Linked DNA regions of Homo sapiens: region 1 is linked to region 2. A link is a loop called in an ENCODE intact Hi-C map of the cell type or tissue named here. Cell type or tissue: endothelial cell of umbilical vein. All regions are shown on one strand. Region 1 holds the start of LOC107985075 (a long non-coding RNA gene). Region 2 overlaps VAMP2 (vesicle associated membrane protein 2).

Evidence for each region. Peaks named below come from ENCODE experiments on the same cell type or tissue, not always from the same donor. Only the 100,000 strongest peaks of a DNase experiment are listed, where the experiment ranks them.
Region 1: a loop joins it to region 2, with 12 times the contacts of the local background. A loop is called at or near these places in 11 of 110 quality-filtered maps.

The regions. Positions count from the first base shown.
Region 1 is chr17:8,077,012-8,082,011 of GRCh38, reverse strand. It overlaps ALOX12B (arachidonate 12-lipoxygenase, 12R type), which reads left to right. Exons shown (of 15, transcript NM_001139.3): 3 at 825-906; 4 at 1,036-1,128; 5 at 1,232-1,354; 6 at 1,674-1,777; 7 at 2,071-2,243; 8 at 2,473-2,616; 9 at 4,819-5,000. LOC107985075 (a long non-coding RNA gene) reads right to left here and starts at 2,564. Exons shown (of 2, transcript XR_001752778.2): 1 at 2,488-2,564; 2 at 1-2,207. RefSeq lists an enhancer at 2,041-2,150 and a silencer at 2,211-2,390. In endothelial cell of umbilical vein, a CTCF peak has its summit at 1,903 (motif pointing left); a DNase peak (open chromatin) is centred at 1,981; H3K4me3 peaks cover 379 bases; H3K27me3 peaks cover 1,186 bases.
Region 2 is chr17:8,155,825-8,160,824 of GRCh38, reverse strand. It overlaps VAMP2 (vesicle associated membrane protein 2), which reads left to right. Exons shown (of 5, transcript NM_014232.3): 5 at 1-1,676. Among named protein-coding and RNA genes, the nearest start is that of VAMP2, 4.6 kb to the left of the region's middle. RefSeq lists silencers at 1,770-1,819, 4,290-4,549 and enhancers at 1,940-2,179, 3,730-3,789. In endothelial cell of umbilical vein, a CTCF peak has its summit at 1,876 (motif pointing right); DNase peaks (open chromatin) are centred at 1,904 and 4,224; H3K4me3 peaks cover 816 bases; H3K27ac peaks cover 1,714 bases.

The DNA of each region.
Region 1 (5,000 bases), 79 kb after region 2:
AGCCAGACCAGAAAGTCAAATACCGAATGTTCTCACCCATAAATGGGTGTTAAAAAATGTGTACACATGGGCCAGGTGTGGTGGCTCACACCTATAATCCCAGCACTTTGGGAGGCAGAGGCGTGCAGATGACCTGAGGTCAGGAGTTCGAGACCACCCTGGACAACATGGCGAAACCACGTGTCTACTAAAAATACAAAAAGTAGCCGGGCATGGTGGCAGGCACCTGTAATCCCACCTACTCCGGACACTGAGGCAGCAGAATCGCTTGAACCCAGGAGGCAGAGGTTGCAGTGAGCCGAGATCATGCCATTGCATTCCAGGCTGGGTGACAAGAACGAGACTCCATTAAAAAAAAAATGTGTACACATGGACATAGCAAAACAATAGACAATGGAGACTCTCAAGGGTGAGAGGATGGGAGGGGGTGGATGATGAGAAATTACTTAATGGGTACAATATACTTTATTTGGGTGATGGGTAACCTAAAGCCCTAACTTGGCCACTATGCATGTAACAACATTGCTCTTGTACTCCATGAATTTATAGAAATAAAAAATATTTCAGTGGGTCTAGAGGAGGGACTTTTTGCAGCAGCAGAGCTTAGCTTGACAGTAGAGCAAGAGGAAAGAGGGTGGGTCCGTGATTCTTTTATCTGATATTTCCGGACAGGACGCACCTTCACTCTCCCAAGGTGAGCCTTCCCACTCCTTGGTCATGGGCCCCCCCAGAGACGACCTGGGGCACAGAAGCTGAACTCCTGCTTCCTGAAGTGGGCAGGGGCAAGGGTCAGCCCTTGAGTCCTCTCCTTGGTCTCCCTACAGGAAAGACAACAGCAGATGACTCGCTCCCCGTCCTCCTGGAGCACAGAAAAGAGGAGATCAGAGCCAAGCAGGACTTCTACCAGTGAGGGGGCGGGTGGCAGAGTCTGGGCGCCCGGCAGGGGTCCAGGGAGGTGGGGGGCAGTGATGGCTCTGGCCCTTTGCCCTGGGGTGGTGCACGGGCATGAGGGTGACATCTCGGTTTCCCTTGCAGCTGGCGAGTCTTTCTTCCTGGCCTGCCCAGCTATGTGCACATTCCCAGTTACCGCCCTCCGGTGCGGAGGCATCGCAACCCCAACCGGCCTGAGTAAGGACCCGAAGCTGTGCTGGGCCCCGCCCATGGTTTTCCCCTGGGCGCCTGCCTCCTCCCCGCCCCCTGGATCCCAGTTGCCCTGCGCTTCTCCCCACAGGTGGAATGGCTATATTCCGGGATTCCCAATTCTCATCAACTTTAAGGCCACCAAGTTCCTGAACTTAAATCTCCGCTACTCCTTCCTCAAGACGGCCTCCTTCTTCGTCCGCCTGGGGCCCATGTGAGTCCGTGTGAGTGACGGGAGAACGAGGGCTCCTGCAAGAACTTTCCCTCTCCCCCAACCTTGGCGGCCTCCAAGACAGCCCCAGAGGTTGGAATGGCCAGGAAGGCAGAGGGAGCTGAAACGCAGACCCAGAAAACCTGAGACATGATCCCAGAGACCTAGAGATGCAAAGATCTTGAGACATGGGACCCAGAGACTTTGCGACGCACAGACCCTGAGACCCAGAGACCTAAGTGGATGGGGCGGCCCCGCCACCTGCCCCAGCCGGCGCTTGGCAGCCCCTCTGAAGGCCTCTTCCTGGAATCCCATCTCCTAGGGCACTGGCTTTCAAAGTCCGCGGCCTGTTGGACTGCAAACATTCGTGGAAGAGGCTGAAGGACATTAGGAAAATTTTCCCTGGCAAGAAATCTGTCGTCTCCGGTATGGAATGGGGCGTCCCGGATCGAGCAGGGGGAGCCAGGCGGTCTCCGGCGTGCTAGGCAGGCCCCCGACTTCGGGGCAGTGGGACGGGAGAGGCAGCGAGGCGCGCGCGCGCCCTCTGGCGGCTTCTTGGAAAATGTCGCACCGGGCTCCTCCGGCCGCTCAGCGCCAGGCTGGGGGCCTCGTTTTCCTCCCCGACTCCTCTCGGTGCCCATAGTCTTCTTCTGTCCCATGCCTCTCCGTCCCCGAGGGGGGCCGGGCCTCCTTGTGACGCCCTCGCGCCGTCCTCGCAGAGTACGTGGCCGAGCACTGGGCAGAGGACACCTTCTTTGGGTACCAGTACCTCAACGGCGTCAACCCCGGCCTGATCCGCCGCTGCACGCGGATCCCAGACAAGTTCCCCGTCACAGACGACATGGTGGCTCCGTTCCTGGGCGAGGGAACGTGCTTGCAAGCGGAGCTGGAGGTGAGGCCCGCTCCGGCGGAGACCCCGGCCCTCCTCCCGGCCTCCCTCGCGGGCATCCCCGTCTCTCCCCACCTCCGGCGCCCGCGCCAGTCCCAGGCAAGCCCGCACCCCGCGTCCCTGTCCCCGTCCCACCCCTGCCCCTAGTCGCCAGCGCCCTGTGCACCTGCGGCGCGGGTCACGGGCTTCCCGTGTGGGTGCCTACTTGCCACCCATCGCGGCTCCCCTCCAGAAGGGGAACATTTACCTGGCCGACTACCGCATCATGGAGGGCATCCCCACCGTGGAGCTCAGCGGCCGGAAGCAGCACCACTGCGCCCCCCTCTGCCTGCTGCACTTTGGACCCGAGGGCAAGATGATGCCCATCGCCATCCAGGTGCCTGGGCTGCAGGCGGCGCTGCCGCTGAGCCTCTGTGTGCGCGAATGCTCCTCCGAGTGTGCGCGCGCTTATGTGAGCGTGTGGACCTGCATGTATTCAGCCGTCTCTCGTTATCCTTGAGAGATTGGTTCCAGGACCTCCCCGGGATGCCAAAATCTGCAGATGCTCAAGTTTCTTATATAAAATGTCCCAGTATTGCCGGACGCGGTGGCTCACGCCTGTAATCCCAGCACTTTGGGAGGCCGAGGCGGGCGGATCACGAGGTCAGGAGATCGAGACCATCCTGGCTAACACGGTGAAACCCCGTCTCTACTAAAAATACAAAAATTTAGCCGGGCGTGGTGGCGGGCGCCTGTAGTCCCAGCTACTCGGGAGGCTGAGGCAGGAAAATGGCGTGAACCCAGGAAGCGGAGCTTGCAGTGAGCCTAGATCATGCCACTGCATGTCGCTCTGGGCGACAGAGCGAGACTCCATCTCAAAAAAAAAAAAAAAAAAAAAGTCCCAGTATTTACATATAACTTACACACATCTTCTTGTGTGTTGGGATCACAGGCGTGAGCCACCGCGTCCAGCCTGGGCACATTTTTCTAGTTCATACAAAAGCCCGGTATGGGCTGGGAGCAGCTCAGGTTTGTATGCCCGAATAGGCTTAGGTGGAGATGCACCTTGCAAGGCTCAAGGACCGCCTTGGCAGTTCCCCGCCTCTCACCTGCTTGCTGTCTTGGTCCCCTGAGGTACAGAAGTACAAAGTGCGCTGCTCAGCGGAGCTGGGTGAGCTCTTGCTGCTGCGTGTACACAAGGAGCGCTACGCTTTCTTCCATGTTGCACTCCTGGGCTCAAGCGATTCTCCCGCCTCAGCCTCCCAAAGTGCTGGGACTACAGGCGTGAGCCACCTCGCCCGGCCCTCTTGTGTATTTTCAATCCTCTCTAGGCCCGCTCTCTAGGCCCGGTGTGGTGGCTCACGCCTGTAATCCCCAGCACTTTGGGAGGCCGAGGTGGGCAGATTACCTGAGGTCAGGAGCTCAAGACCAGCTTGGCCAACATGGGGAAACCCCATCTTTACTAAAACTACAAAAATTAGCTGGGCATGGTCGGGGGCGGCGCCTGTAGTCCCAGATATTCAGGAGGCTGAGGCAGGAGAATCTCTTGAACCCAGGAGGCAGAGGTTGCAGTGAGCAGAGATCGTGCCACTGCACTCCAGCCTGGTGACAGAGCAAGACTCCTTCTCAAAAATAAATAAATAAATAAATAAATAAATAAATAAATAAATAAATAAAATGAAATAAAATAGATCCTTTCTGGATTTCTTATAGTACCCAATACAATACAATGTAAATGCTATGTAGATAGTTGTTACACTGTATTGTTTAGGGAATGACAAGGAAAAAAAGTCTGTACACGTTCAGTAGAGACACTTTTTCTCCCAGAATATTTTCCATCTGTTGCTGGTGGAATCCACTGGTGTGGAACCCATGGATACGGAGGGCCAGCTGTACTTGTATGCCCCTATGTGTGTGCATCTGTGAGTGTGTGCATGTATATGTGTCTGTGGGGTGTGCTTGTCTCTTTGACTTCATCCATCCATCCACCTGGAAAACCAATCCCTGAAGGGGGTCAGGTCCCTACTGGAAATACTGAGATAATTAGACTTAGCCTCTGCCTTGGGAATCTGGTCTGGCAGAGGAAGGAACTGGGTGTTTCCTTCCCAGAGGTCCCCCCAAGCGTCATGTGCAAGTTAGAAAGAGGCTCCCTCTGGGGGGATGGGCCAGAGCCCCAGAGCCTGATGCTCCTGGCTCCTTAATGGAATAGCGTAGGCTGATTTCAGTGATCTGCCTGCCCCCTGAGGGGCTAGGAATCCTTGTGCAGTGCACAACCTGCGCACCTGAATGTGGTGGAGGTGTGGCTGAAGTAAGGAAGTCTTGCCAGAGAAGGCAGCTTGTGAGATGGTTCTTGAAGAATAAGTGGGAGCTGCCAGGTAGAGACAGGGGCAAGAGGAAGGTACTGCAGTTGAGCAGAAGGAACAGCAAGATCAAATGTGGGGAGGGAGGAAAGGCCCAGGGGTGCTCAGGGGACCAGTGGGACCGGAGCTTAGGAGTGTTTTCACCTTCTCATACTCCCTTCTGCCTCCTTCCTGCGGTGGGGCCTTTATGTGTGTGGGTCTCTGCCCTCACCCAACCCTTTCTCTTTCACCACACCTAGCTCAGCCAGACCCCTGGGCCAGATTGCCCCATCTTCCTGCCCAGTGATTCTGAGTGGGACTGGCTGCTAGCCAAGACGTGGGTACGCTATGCGGAGTTCTACAGCCACGAGGCCATCGCCCACCTGCTGGAGACACACCTCATTGCTGAGGCCTTCTGCCTGGCCTTGCTGAGGAACCTGCC
Region 2 (5,000 bases):
GGGCCTCTCCCCCAACCCTCAGCCGTTCCTCCACCTCTCAGCCATATCTTTCAGCCCCCACTCCCCTGGATCCGTGTGTGTGTGTGTCCGTGTGTGTGTCCCCCTGTAAATAGCCAGCTGTTATTTATACATATATAATATTATATATATTTGGTCTGTTTGTAGTTTTATTACTAGATGATTTTTCCGGTTGTCCTTAACACCCCTTCCTGAGGTTCCCTTCACCCCTCTCTCTTGCCTTCCTTCCCTTTCCCTTTCTTCCTGACTAGCCCCAAGTCCCTTCATTTGCATCTGCTATGCAATAGTCCCTCTCCTTTCCTTCTTCTTCCCTCAGATTTAGCTGATCCTTCCTCCCACCCTGGCCTTCCTTTCCTCTTTCCTCCTCACTCTCCCCGTCATGCTCCCTCTGCCCCGCCCTCAAAAAAAAAAAAAAAAAAAAAAAAACAACAGCACCTGTCCAGGCTTCCTTAGGTACATCTTCTTTGTATCCATTGGGAGGCTCTGAGACTGGCCCCACTTGGTCCTAAGAATCCCAAGGTCTTTGGGAGCGTCCAGCATGTTAATTAGCGTATCATTACATACTGCTATCCCTTTCCATTTCTTTTTGTTCCATCACTCTTCTCTCAACCTGTGTTTCTTTTTTTACTGAGGAGTTAGTCCCCATTAGTTCTTGTATCACATTTTCATTTGCACGACATTACTCGCAGGTGGTGGGGAGCCTGGGCTTTTGGGGAACCAGGCTGCTCTGGTCCCCAGCATTGCCTCCTCCTAGCCCCTCTAGTCCAGTTTGCCTCCCTTACCCTCATTTTCCAAACCTCTTGTACCCTCCTCTCCCTCCCCCAGCTGGTATGTAAGTGTCTTGAAGTTCAGTATGTTATGATGGACCAATAATTCTGCCACTTCGGGTTTCTCCCTACATTCCTGCTCCCCAGTTTTCATGTGGGGTACTCAACTGACATTCCCATGGGGTTTCCCTCCCATCTGCCTGATCCACCTCCTCCTCCCACCAGGAGAGTTGGGGGTTGGCCACAATTGATCTCTTGTGAGAGGGGTGGCTACCAGTGTGTGTGTGGGGGTCATCACTGCCTTGGGGAGGAGTGGGGCAGGGCAGAGAATCCCCCCAATTCCTGCCTGAAATCTCTGGCCTCACCCCTGCTGGGGGTTGGACTGAAAACCCTCCTCCCCAATTTGGGGGGTGTTGCCCCATCACTGCCCAGCTCCTCTGACTGCCCCCCCTGAATTTAGGGTGGGGGTACTAGTCACTGCCAATGTGTGTATGGGACTTGCTGGAAAACGGGGATGCTTGCCCCTCTCCAGGACTATTGAGCCCAGAGAGAGCTGTCCTCTCATTGGGTGAACTGATTGAGGAAGGGTCTATTGTCTTTTTAAATGGCACAATTTTAAGGGTTTGAGGGTACAGTCCCTTAACCTGCCACGGGAGGGGGCCCCCAAACTTTCTTCCCCCCACACTTCTGGTTTTCTGTGTGGAGGGGGAGCAGGGATATCTAAGCTGTGGTGTGAAAGGGTAGGAGAGATGCTGGAGGTGGGGGTGCTGTGTTTTAGACCCCCCATATTATCCCAGTGTCCCCTGCCCCCCTCTTCCCCCACCCCATGCCCCCAATTCTGTGGCGCATCCAGATTGTGAAAATGTACAATAAATGTGTAATGAGTAACCAGGTGTTGTCTAAGATCTTTTTTATTTTTCTATTTTTTTTTTTTGGTTGGGGGAGAATAAGATCTTTTCTTAACCAATGGGAATAATATTGGATCGGAAGGTATACCAGGAAGGTTGAGAAGATACATTGGTAATGGACTGGACTTTGCAAGAGGCCCTGACCTTGGGCAGGGCAAAGTGTGATTCTCAAAGTGGCCACAGGGGGGCACTAGGAGTTGGTAATGGGAAGTGTCATAGCCAGCCCGTGTCTCTAAGCCCGGTGCGCCCTGTGGTCTAGGGTTCCCAGCTTTCGTTTCCCTTTACTGGGGCATGTTCCTGCTGTTGGACTCCTTTCTACTCCTCGATTTAACTTCTAGACGCTCTGCCGTGGCTCCCGTGCAGCAGTAGATGAAGTAGTTGGCCATTTCTGTGAAGCATGTCTTCCCCTCTGTGCCTAACCCAGTGCCAGCGCCCAGATGGGGTTAGTAAATTGTGGTTTAAATAGGCTCACAGAGACAAAGCTGAGTATGTTGTGGAGCTGCCTGTAGATGGCCTACTACCCCTGTACTCTGTTGTATGACTTGTGACTTTAGACCCCACACTGAACTGCCACAGCCTGTAGGTCCAGGAGGCCCCGATGTGGCATCTTAGTATCCCTGTTCCCAGGTGCTTCAACAATGAGTGGCCGGCCGCGGTGGCTCACGCCAGTAATCCCAGCCCTTTGGGAGGCCGAGGTGGGCGGATCACGAGGTCAGGAGTTCAAGACCAGCCTGGCCAACACAGTGAAACCACATCTCTACTAAAAATACACACAAAAAATTAGCCGGGGATGGTGGCGGGCACCTGTAATCCCAGCTACTCGGGAGGCTGAGGCAGAGAATTGCTTGAACCTGGGAGGTGGAGGTTGCAGTGAGCCCAGATCACCCCACTGTGCTCCAGCCTGGGTGACAGAACGAGACTGTCTCAAAAAAAAAAAATCCACTTAACACGATGTTGAACAAATGAGAGTATATTTTAGGTAGAGTGTGGTGGCTCACGCCTGTAATCTTATCACTTTGGGAGGCTGAGGCAGGCAGATCATTTGAGGTCAGGAGTTCGAGACCAGCCTTGCCAACATGGTGAAACCTCACCTCTACTAAAAATACAAAAAACTAGGCGTGGTGGCATGCGCCTGTAATCCCAGCTACTTGGGAGGCTGAGGCAGGAGAATCGCCACCGCGCGCGGCCTTTTTTTGCTTTGAGACAGTCTCACTCTGTCACCCAGGCTGGAGTGCCTTGGTGCAATCTCGGCTCACGCAACCTCCGCCTCCTGGGTTTAAGCAATCCTTGTGCCTCAGCCTCCTGAGTAGCTGGGATTACAGGTACCCACCACCATGCCCGGCTAATTTTTGTAGGGATTTTTTTTTTTTTTTTTGAGACAGAGTCTTGCTCTGTCGCCCAGGCTGGAGTGCAGTGGTGCGATCTCGGCTCACTGCAAGTCCCGCCTCCCGGGTTCACGCCATTCTCCTGCAGTAGCTGGAACTACAGGCGCCCGCCACCTCGCCCGGCTAATTTTTTGTATTTTTAGTAGAGACGGGGTTTCACCGTGTTAGCCAGGATGGTCTTGATCTCCTGACCTCGTGATCAGCCCGCCTCAGCCTCCCAAAGTGCTGGGAATACAGGCGTTAGCCACCGCGCCCGGCCGTCGTTTTTTTTTTTTTTTTTTTTTTTTTTTAGAAGAGACAGGGTTTTACCATGTTGGCCAGGCTGGTCTCAAACTCGTGACCTCAAGTGATCCACCCACCTCAGCCTGCCAAAGTACTGGGGTTACAGGCGTGAGCCACCGTGATTCTTATAATTAGGTACACAATCATTACCAGAATGTCCAACTTGATTGAAGTCTTACTATATGCCAGGCAGTGCTCAGGATTTCGCACTGCCAACTCAAATTCCTTCCAGGTTTAAGAGTTCCCATGGGCCCCAGGACCCGCCTGCTTTATGGTGTCGGGGACTTGGGTTCAAGTTTTCGCCTTGTTACTGACTAGCGTGTTACAGGCGAACAGATTACGTAACCCCCCTGCATCTCGGTCTCATTTGTGAGGCGGGGGGAGTATGTGAGCTGGCCTCCTCAGAGTTTGTGAGAAGCGCCTGGCCTGGCCCGCAGAAAACAATCAGGAAGAGGCTCTCTTATTTTCATCGTCACCAAGACACCGTGCTGAGATCTGAAGACCGCTTCACCCTAATACTCTCACCTTCCAGCTTCAGGGAGCCTCGGTGGGACCCAGGGCCGGAACCCCAGCGCCAGAGGCGCCCTAGTCACGCCCGGGTCTCTGTACAAAGTGCGCCTTATACGCTGCCACCGCTCACGGCTGCGCCTGCGCAGATTTAGCAGCCGTGGTTAAGAGTGTCGTCAAGGAAAATCCCCAGCTTCTGGGTAAACAAGTTGCCGCGTGAGACCGCCGGCACGTGTACCCTACAGCTCCAAGACCTCTCAGCCTATGAGAAAGCTTGGAGAGCGGGACTGGCATTTACGTCACCAATCTTGGCAGGTCGGGGGTTATTTCCCCAGCCAATAAGAACCTCAGAAGTGTCGAGGGCGTGGCTTCCGGTCAGGCTTCCAATCCCCGCGTTGGGGCGGCCCCTCTCTCACGTGTATCTCTCCCGCCCCCGTTGGCCTGCTGACCAATGAGAAGACGATGGCGGCCGGAGGTGCCAATGGAGGCTGTGCGGGGGCCGGCGGCTGCACGCGGCACGGGGCATGGGTCGGCGCCCCTAAGCCAATAAGCGTGGGGGGCGTGGCAGCCCGGCCCGTGGGCGGGTTTGGAGGAGCCAGTGTAATGCTAGAAGTCCTAGAAGAAATTTGGAGTGTGCGTGCGCGCCGAGCGGTGAGTGCTCGGGGATGGGGGAGAGATGCGGGGCGATCGGTGTGGACTTTTCCGGGGTGGTGTGGTCGGTTAGGAAGGTGTTAGAGTGTGTGTGTGTGGGATCATGCAAATACGTGATAACTGCGGTGGGAGCTCTGATGGTTGTGGAGAATAGGGACCGTGAACTCAGGTCTAGAGGGACGGGGTGGGAGTTAGTGACATCAGATCCCTCGCCCCCGTGGAGTCCCTGGACACTTGACTGCCCGGGGGGAAGGGCTCGGAAGCCCTCTGCGACCTGAGGGAGCTCCCTCTCAGGTCGGGACTGAAGGAGCCCCTGCTCCCAGGGTGTTTGGGTGGTCTCCTTAAACACTTGAAAGAGGCAGAGGTTCGGAGGCCGGAGGGAGGCCCTGGTAGGGCAAGTCGGAGGGTACCAAAGGGTTGGCATGCTGATATGAGAAAGGATGGTGTTTTAATTTGTGAGACCCAGAGCTAGTCACATTACG